Regions from separate parts of the Mus musculus genome. Here region 2 is linked to region 1. The links are chromatin loops, found by intact Hi-C in ENCODE. Cell type or tissue: heart. All regions are shown on one strand. Links, peaks and the distances in the headings refer to the core of each region. The heading gives the core; the rest is flanking DNA.

Evidence for each region. Hi-C counts contacts between places; a loop is a spot of excess contacts. Peaks named below come from ENCODE experiments on the same cell type or tissue, not always from the same donor. Only the 100,000 strongest peaks of a DNase experiment are listed, where the experiment ranks them.
Region 2: a loop joins it to region 1, with 2.2 times the contacts of the local background. A loop is called at or near these places in 3 of 42 quality-filtered maps.

The regions. Positions count from the first base shown.
Region 1 is chr3:131,319,280-131,322,186 of GRCm38, forward strand. It overlaps Sgms2 (sphingomyelin synthase 2), which reads right to left. Exons shown (of 6, transcript NM_001379585.1): 6 at 1-2,907. Among named protein-coding and RNA genes, the nearest start is that of Cyp2u1, 18 kb to the left of the region's middle. In heart, for the core only: a CTCF peak has its summit at 1,067 (motif pointing right); a DNase peak (open chromatin) is centred at 1,142.
Region 2 is chr3:131,488,800-131,491,706 of GRCm38, forward strand. It overlaps Sgms2 (sphingomyelin synthase 2), which reads right to left and starts at 1,431. Exons shown (of 6, transcript NM_001379585.1): 1 at 1,291-1,431. It overlaps Gm36753 (a long non-coding RNA gene), which reads left to right and starts at 1,717. Exons shown (of 5, transcript XR_003954556.1): 1 at 1,717-2,247; 2 at 2,766-2,907. In heart, for the core only: no CTCF peak of the experiment used is centred there; DNase peaks (open chromatin) are centred at 1,242 and 1,672; H3K4me3 peaks cover 1,838 bases; H3K27ac peaks cover 1,215 bases; H3K27me3 peaks cover 1,020 bases.

The DNA of each region.
Region 1 (2,907 bases), core at 95-2,594:
TAGATTAGCTTATAGTTTCTTCTCTTTTAAAGGACAGTTTAAAATAATTCTACAGTGACCCACTCTTGTCTTTCATGATTCATTGAGAACACAGTACAGTTAGTTAGTGGGTAACAAGCCAGCGCTTACGAAGCGTCTATCTGTATAAAAACTTATCTTTGGGTACTTCTGACATGATTTTCAGTGTACAGATATCAAAGTCAAGAGTACTTCTTCATAAAAGATGTATTTTTGTCAAATGAGTCAGGAGCTAAATTATTGCAACGCAATGGCATTAAAAATAATAATATAAGAAATCTTTATACATAAACGTAGAAAAGGTTCCAACACAACGCATATAACTTACACTTGATTTAGACATGTAAACTCATTTATTAAGAAATTCCTTCTCGTCAGGCGGTGGTGGCATATGCCTTTAATCCTAGCATTCAGGAGGCAGAGGCAGAGGCAGAGGCAGGCGGATTTCTGAGTTCAAGGCCAGCCTGGTCTACTGCGTGAGTTCCAGGACAGCCAGGGCTACACAAAGAAACCCTGTCTCAAACAAACAAACAAACAAACAAACAAACAATAAAAAAGAACTTCCTTCTCACACTTCCTTACACTACAGACAGGGTGAGTGTGTTAAGACTGGCTTAATTTTTAAATCAGTTTTATAGTATAAAATCAAAACATTTAACAAAGAGTTTAAAATATTTTATGGAACAAGGTAAGACCTTTCAATTACAAGTGAAATGATGAGTTCTGGCACATAAATAAAAATGAGACAGCTGACTTTGGGTTTTGAAGTAAACAAAGTCTGTAGCTATGGGCCAGACACGAATGATTGTGACATAAGAGGTAAATGTGACCTTCAACTTTCTTTGACTCAAATTCTGAGAACTTTCCCTTTGGGAAGGATAAGAATGTCTTTAAAATAGCTCCTTTCCCATGGGAATTTCAACTTTTGGCAAAAAACCCTGAAAACAGCAACAACAAAAGGCCCAACAGATAAACTTTAGAGAAACCTTGAAAATATATTTTTAAAGTGGCATTTGGATTTCAGACATGACATATCACCACAAGGGGGCGCTGGCAACACAGCAAGGGATGGATGGCCACAAACCTGCCCAGGGATTGCAAGAGCTGACTCTCAGCCAACCTTGTGTCCCCAGCAAAAAGCTGCTTCCTGTGATGACAGCAACCCAAAAGACAGTCAAAATTAGCTCAGGGGTCACTGGGGGAAGGATACCTCCTTTTCCCGATCTAGTGGAGGAGCTCAAACCCGGAGTCTCAGAGAACTCCAGTCCCATTGGGAAGGTTCAGGAAAAACATGTGTGTTCTATATTTGTGGACGTTTTCCAGAAGCTCTATATTATGGGGAAAACCTTCCAACAGGAGCACAGGCGCCCGCTTGCGCCTTACCCACACTTAATGGGTAAAATCTGCATCTTAATGGGCAAAGAAAAGGTGCTGGTACCATGTCCTGCTGTGCCTGGGTAGGCATGGAAACACACCTGCAATCCCAGCACCCAGGGGGCTGATACAGGAGGGCTGAAGGTTGGAGGCCAATCTGGGCTACACAGTGAGATGAGACCATCTTAAAGGAAGTCTTACTTTCCTGCACTGCAATGAGTTGTCATCTTGCATCCCCATCGGTACCTATTAGGAATCACAGCTACTACAAGAACAGGGAACAGCAGGGTCCACACAGGGCTCATGGGTATTTTCAAACCTTAAGAAAGTGATGGTATTGTTTCCAACAGCCTGGTTTACCTGACTAAATGCAAAGTTTTCTGTTTGAAGGGTTCCCAACAATCAACATGAAATGTAACAATGTCTAAGCATTTTCCTCGGTTGAAGAATCATGGAGAATCCTAGCCAGGCTGGATAAGGCTTTTCAGGTGTTTTGTTTCAGTGTTTTGTTTCAGTGAGAGACTCGCAGAGCAAAGGCCAGGCTTCAGCGCCAAATGATTCTCTCATAATCAGACCCTGAAGGTAAACTAGTGTTCGGAGCAGAGCTTTCCACAGAGCTGAGGAAATGAACACGTGAGGAGTTGTACCGAATTGTCTAGTACAAGGTAAACTGGGTATGAATTTATTATTGGCTTACTCGATAAAAATACTTGAAAAAAAAAAGTCCCTGCATTTCAAAGTCTGCCAAAGACACTTAGGGTCTCTGCTCTTGTGAGGATAGTCAGACTTAGATTTTTATGCTCGTGTCTTTGGGTTTAGCATCCTATCCTTTACCCACCCAGTAACACAGAAAACGAGACCCTCTGAAACACACACACAGAATTATAGCACCAGAAGACAATGGCCCTTCTGAACACATCTGTATTGTGCTTTTTTTTTTCTCCCAAGCAATTTAAAGTTTAATTTTAAACAATCAAGGCCGACTAGCTTACAGGGACGAACCCAGGGATGTTCTCTATGCCATACCCATGAGAATGTAACCACCCCTTCCACTGGCTGCTCCCATGCTGTGAATCCTTAGAAGTTTTTCTACAAGTTCCACAAACTAATCTTTCAGTAGATCTCAACCAAAGGCAAGGACTATGATATCCCAGCACTGAGTAACCTTCTAACTGAGTCCGATGTTCTTAAACCCACCAGATCTTAGAGACCCATCTTTTCACATGAGATAACAGTTGTCCCTCATTCCTACATGGCTGAGGTTAAGAGCTGATGCCAGGGACATGTTCAAGGGCAGCACCGCGTGTTATGTGCACAGGGTGAAGTGAGTTGCTCAGCGGTGGTGCACGCCCTAAGGAGCGCTGGGGGGGGGGGTCTTGCTAAAAGGCAGGGAAACAGTAAAACCTTTGGGATCCATCTTGCATTCCCGAGACACACGATATTAAAATAAAAAGAAGCTGTTTTCATGGAATGTGCCCAAATGTTTCTCTAGGGTCCAATAAGTAACGGCATCAC
Region 2 (2,907 bases), core at 237-2,736, 170 kb after region 1:
TCTATCAGTGGACCAAGGAATATGGTCTATAAAAACAAAAACAAAAATGAACTTTGCTTGCTTCTAGGAAAGGAGAGGAGAGGAGAGGAGAGGAGAGGAGAGGAGAGGAGAGGAGAGGAGAGGAGAGGAGAGGAGAGGAGAGGAGAGGAAGAAATGGTAAAGAGTTCGCTACAAATACCTTCTGCAGAGTCCAGGCCTCTCATTCTCTGTGTGTCCAGCTGCTTTGATGTCTCTTAAACATTTAGTAGCTCCCAGGACAGAGGGTGGGGACAAAACCTTCTTAGGTATCCACCTGCAACGTTTAACTTCCTGGAAACCTCCCTTCCCACTCTAAGGGAGTAGACAACAATATTTCACGTGCTAACCTGGGCCCGCCAGATCTGTCAGAAGGAAGCTGGCATTTACCTAAGCCAACTGGAACTTGCTATTATTTACAGGTCAAGAGTTAAAATTTATTGAAGTTTGCTTTGATGAAAGAGGTTTACGTTCAGACTTTTGTACTTTCCAGCCTTAATTACTAACCTCATTAATCCTTACTTAATCGTTGCTATTGTCTAAGGTAGTCCTAATGCCATTTTTACCTGTTCGGGATGGTTAACATAACCGAGGTGAAACCAAAGAACTGAACAGTTAAAGGATTCAAAGTTCACGCGAACACACTGACAAAAAGAGTTGAGCCTCTTCAGTATTTCAAACACATGTCAAAATAATTTAAGGTCATTTTAGAAATAAGCAAGTCTTGGAAATAGAGGAACGGCGGATTAATAAAAGATTACAGGATATAGCATTTGAACTATTTGCTTCTGAGACAGAACGATCACCGGACCCACAGATTGTGACGGGGTAAGGTCCACTCCCACCTCTCTGTGCTGACAAATCGAATCTCCCTTCCTTAAGGGGCGCGGGTCTGAACGCCAAAGGTCCTGTTGGGCAGCCTGGAGCTGGTCTTGTGCACAGCTTGTCAGCGTGTGGCAGCCTCTCCTCCACCACTCGAACTTCAACCCTGACCCCCCAGAGCGGCACTGCACAATCTACGGTTTAACCTGTGCCATTTCAACACCATCACCAAGTATCCGAAAATGGGTCGCAAATGAATGAGCAGCAGGCTGGGAGGAGAGACAGCCACCAGCTGACCCCCAGCAGATGAAAACTGAGCAAGGATGCCCGGGGCGGGGCGGCCTGTGGGGAGGCGGTGGCGACCAGAGCCACGTCCCCCACTGGAGCCACGTCCCCGCGCGCTCCGCAGGACGCGCAGCCCGCAGCCCATCCTCCTCCCGGCCCGGCGCTCACCGCTCGCAGCCGGTGCTCGCACGCCGGGGGCGCTCGCTGGGCGCAGAGGACCCGGGGGACCGGGCCCGAGAGCTGCAAACTTTGCGCGGGTCTCGCCCGCATAGGTAGCCGCTCCGCCCCAGGCCGCAGTCCGGGCGCCGCAGCGGGCCGGGCTCCGGGCGGCTCCGGCGGCGCCGAGGGCGGGGTCTCCGGCCGGCGGAGCCCGGGGCAGCGCGCAGCTCTGTTTACCGCGGGCCCGCCCTCCTCCCCAGCCCGCGCCCTGACATCATTCATTCTCGCACTCTCGCCAGCCCTCTCCTGCTCCCAGCCGTGACTCACCCCGGGCCCGAGGCTCCCGCGGGCTCCCGCGACTCCCGGCGACCGAGTCTCTCCGGACGCCTAGCCGAGCTCGAAAAACCGGTGCGACTTCTTCGGGGAGGCGATCCCAGCTGGCCGACCGACCCTCCCTCCCCTCTGCGGCCCTACAAGATGCGGCGAAGGAGGGGCTTGGCAGGCAGCACGAGGTGGCTCCCGGCCGCAGGCTGAGCGCAGAGCCGGGCAGACCTCCCTGAACGCGGGCGGGGATCAATCTGGGAAAGTTCTCTAGGTGCCGCTCCCAGCAACTTTCAGGGGTGGGGCAGGGAAGGGATAAGCCACCTCCGCACCTCCTCGGGTTTCGGAAACTGCTTCCTAATAACGACGTGTGCGGGCCAGGGGCACCCGCTGACTCAAGGGGTGGTGCCCCGCCTAGGTCGAGGGGGTAGGTTTCCAAACATCACAAGACCGCTTGGCGAGGTTAGTCACCACGGGCCTGGTGGCACCTCTAGGTGAGCTGGAAGGGTGCTTGTTCCCGGTTAGTGAGACTAATGATGCTACCCACCTTGTCATTTGCTCCGTTAGGTGAATTGCGTCCTGGCAAGGATGAGAAACCGGAACCAGAATGACTCTGAAAGAGTGACTCTCCACTTAAATGAACCTGTGCGTTTCTGTTGCCTTGGGGCACAAGTGTCCATATGTGTGTGTGCCCCCCAACCCCCATCCCCGGCCCCGGCTGATCTTACCAATTAGGTTGCAGGAAGGGTTGCTTCTGTCTAAAAATGGCCAAGGATCAGCATTTCTTTGGAGTCGTTTCCACACCTTGTAGCAGTTTTCAGTCAACCACGGTCGTTTTGGAGGGTGTCACTAGGCATCCAGGCAGCTGGCTAAACCTCCAATGAGTTTAATTGATAGAAATGCTTTTTATTGCATTGCCTACTTCCCTTCTGGTTTTAAGTTTGAACGTGTAGGATTGTACAGACTGTCCTATGGGAGTTAACATAATCCACAAAAACAACAATAAGCATTTCTGGTGTTTTGTGTGGGTATCATTTGTGTCAATAATCATTAAACCCAATGGCAGCAAAATAGAACTTTGGAGGGGAGGTGCCAAGGTGGCAGGTCACAGATGATGTCACAATCCAGAAGTTTAAGTTAACCTCTCCTGCAATTAACCACAGGTTAGACTTCATTGTGGGGAGCGCACTTGTTTTCAAGTTACAGAAAGGTAGGAACCCAGAAAAGAGCATCAACAAATAAATTTGTTTTCCTTGGGTTTATTTTTCCTTTGCAATGAGGAGTTCCTTTTTACTTTTACAAAAC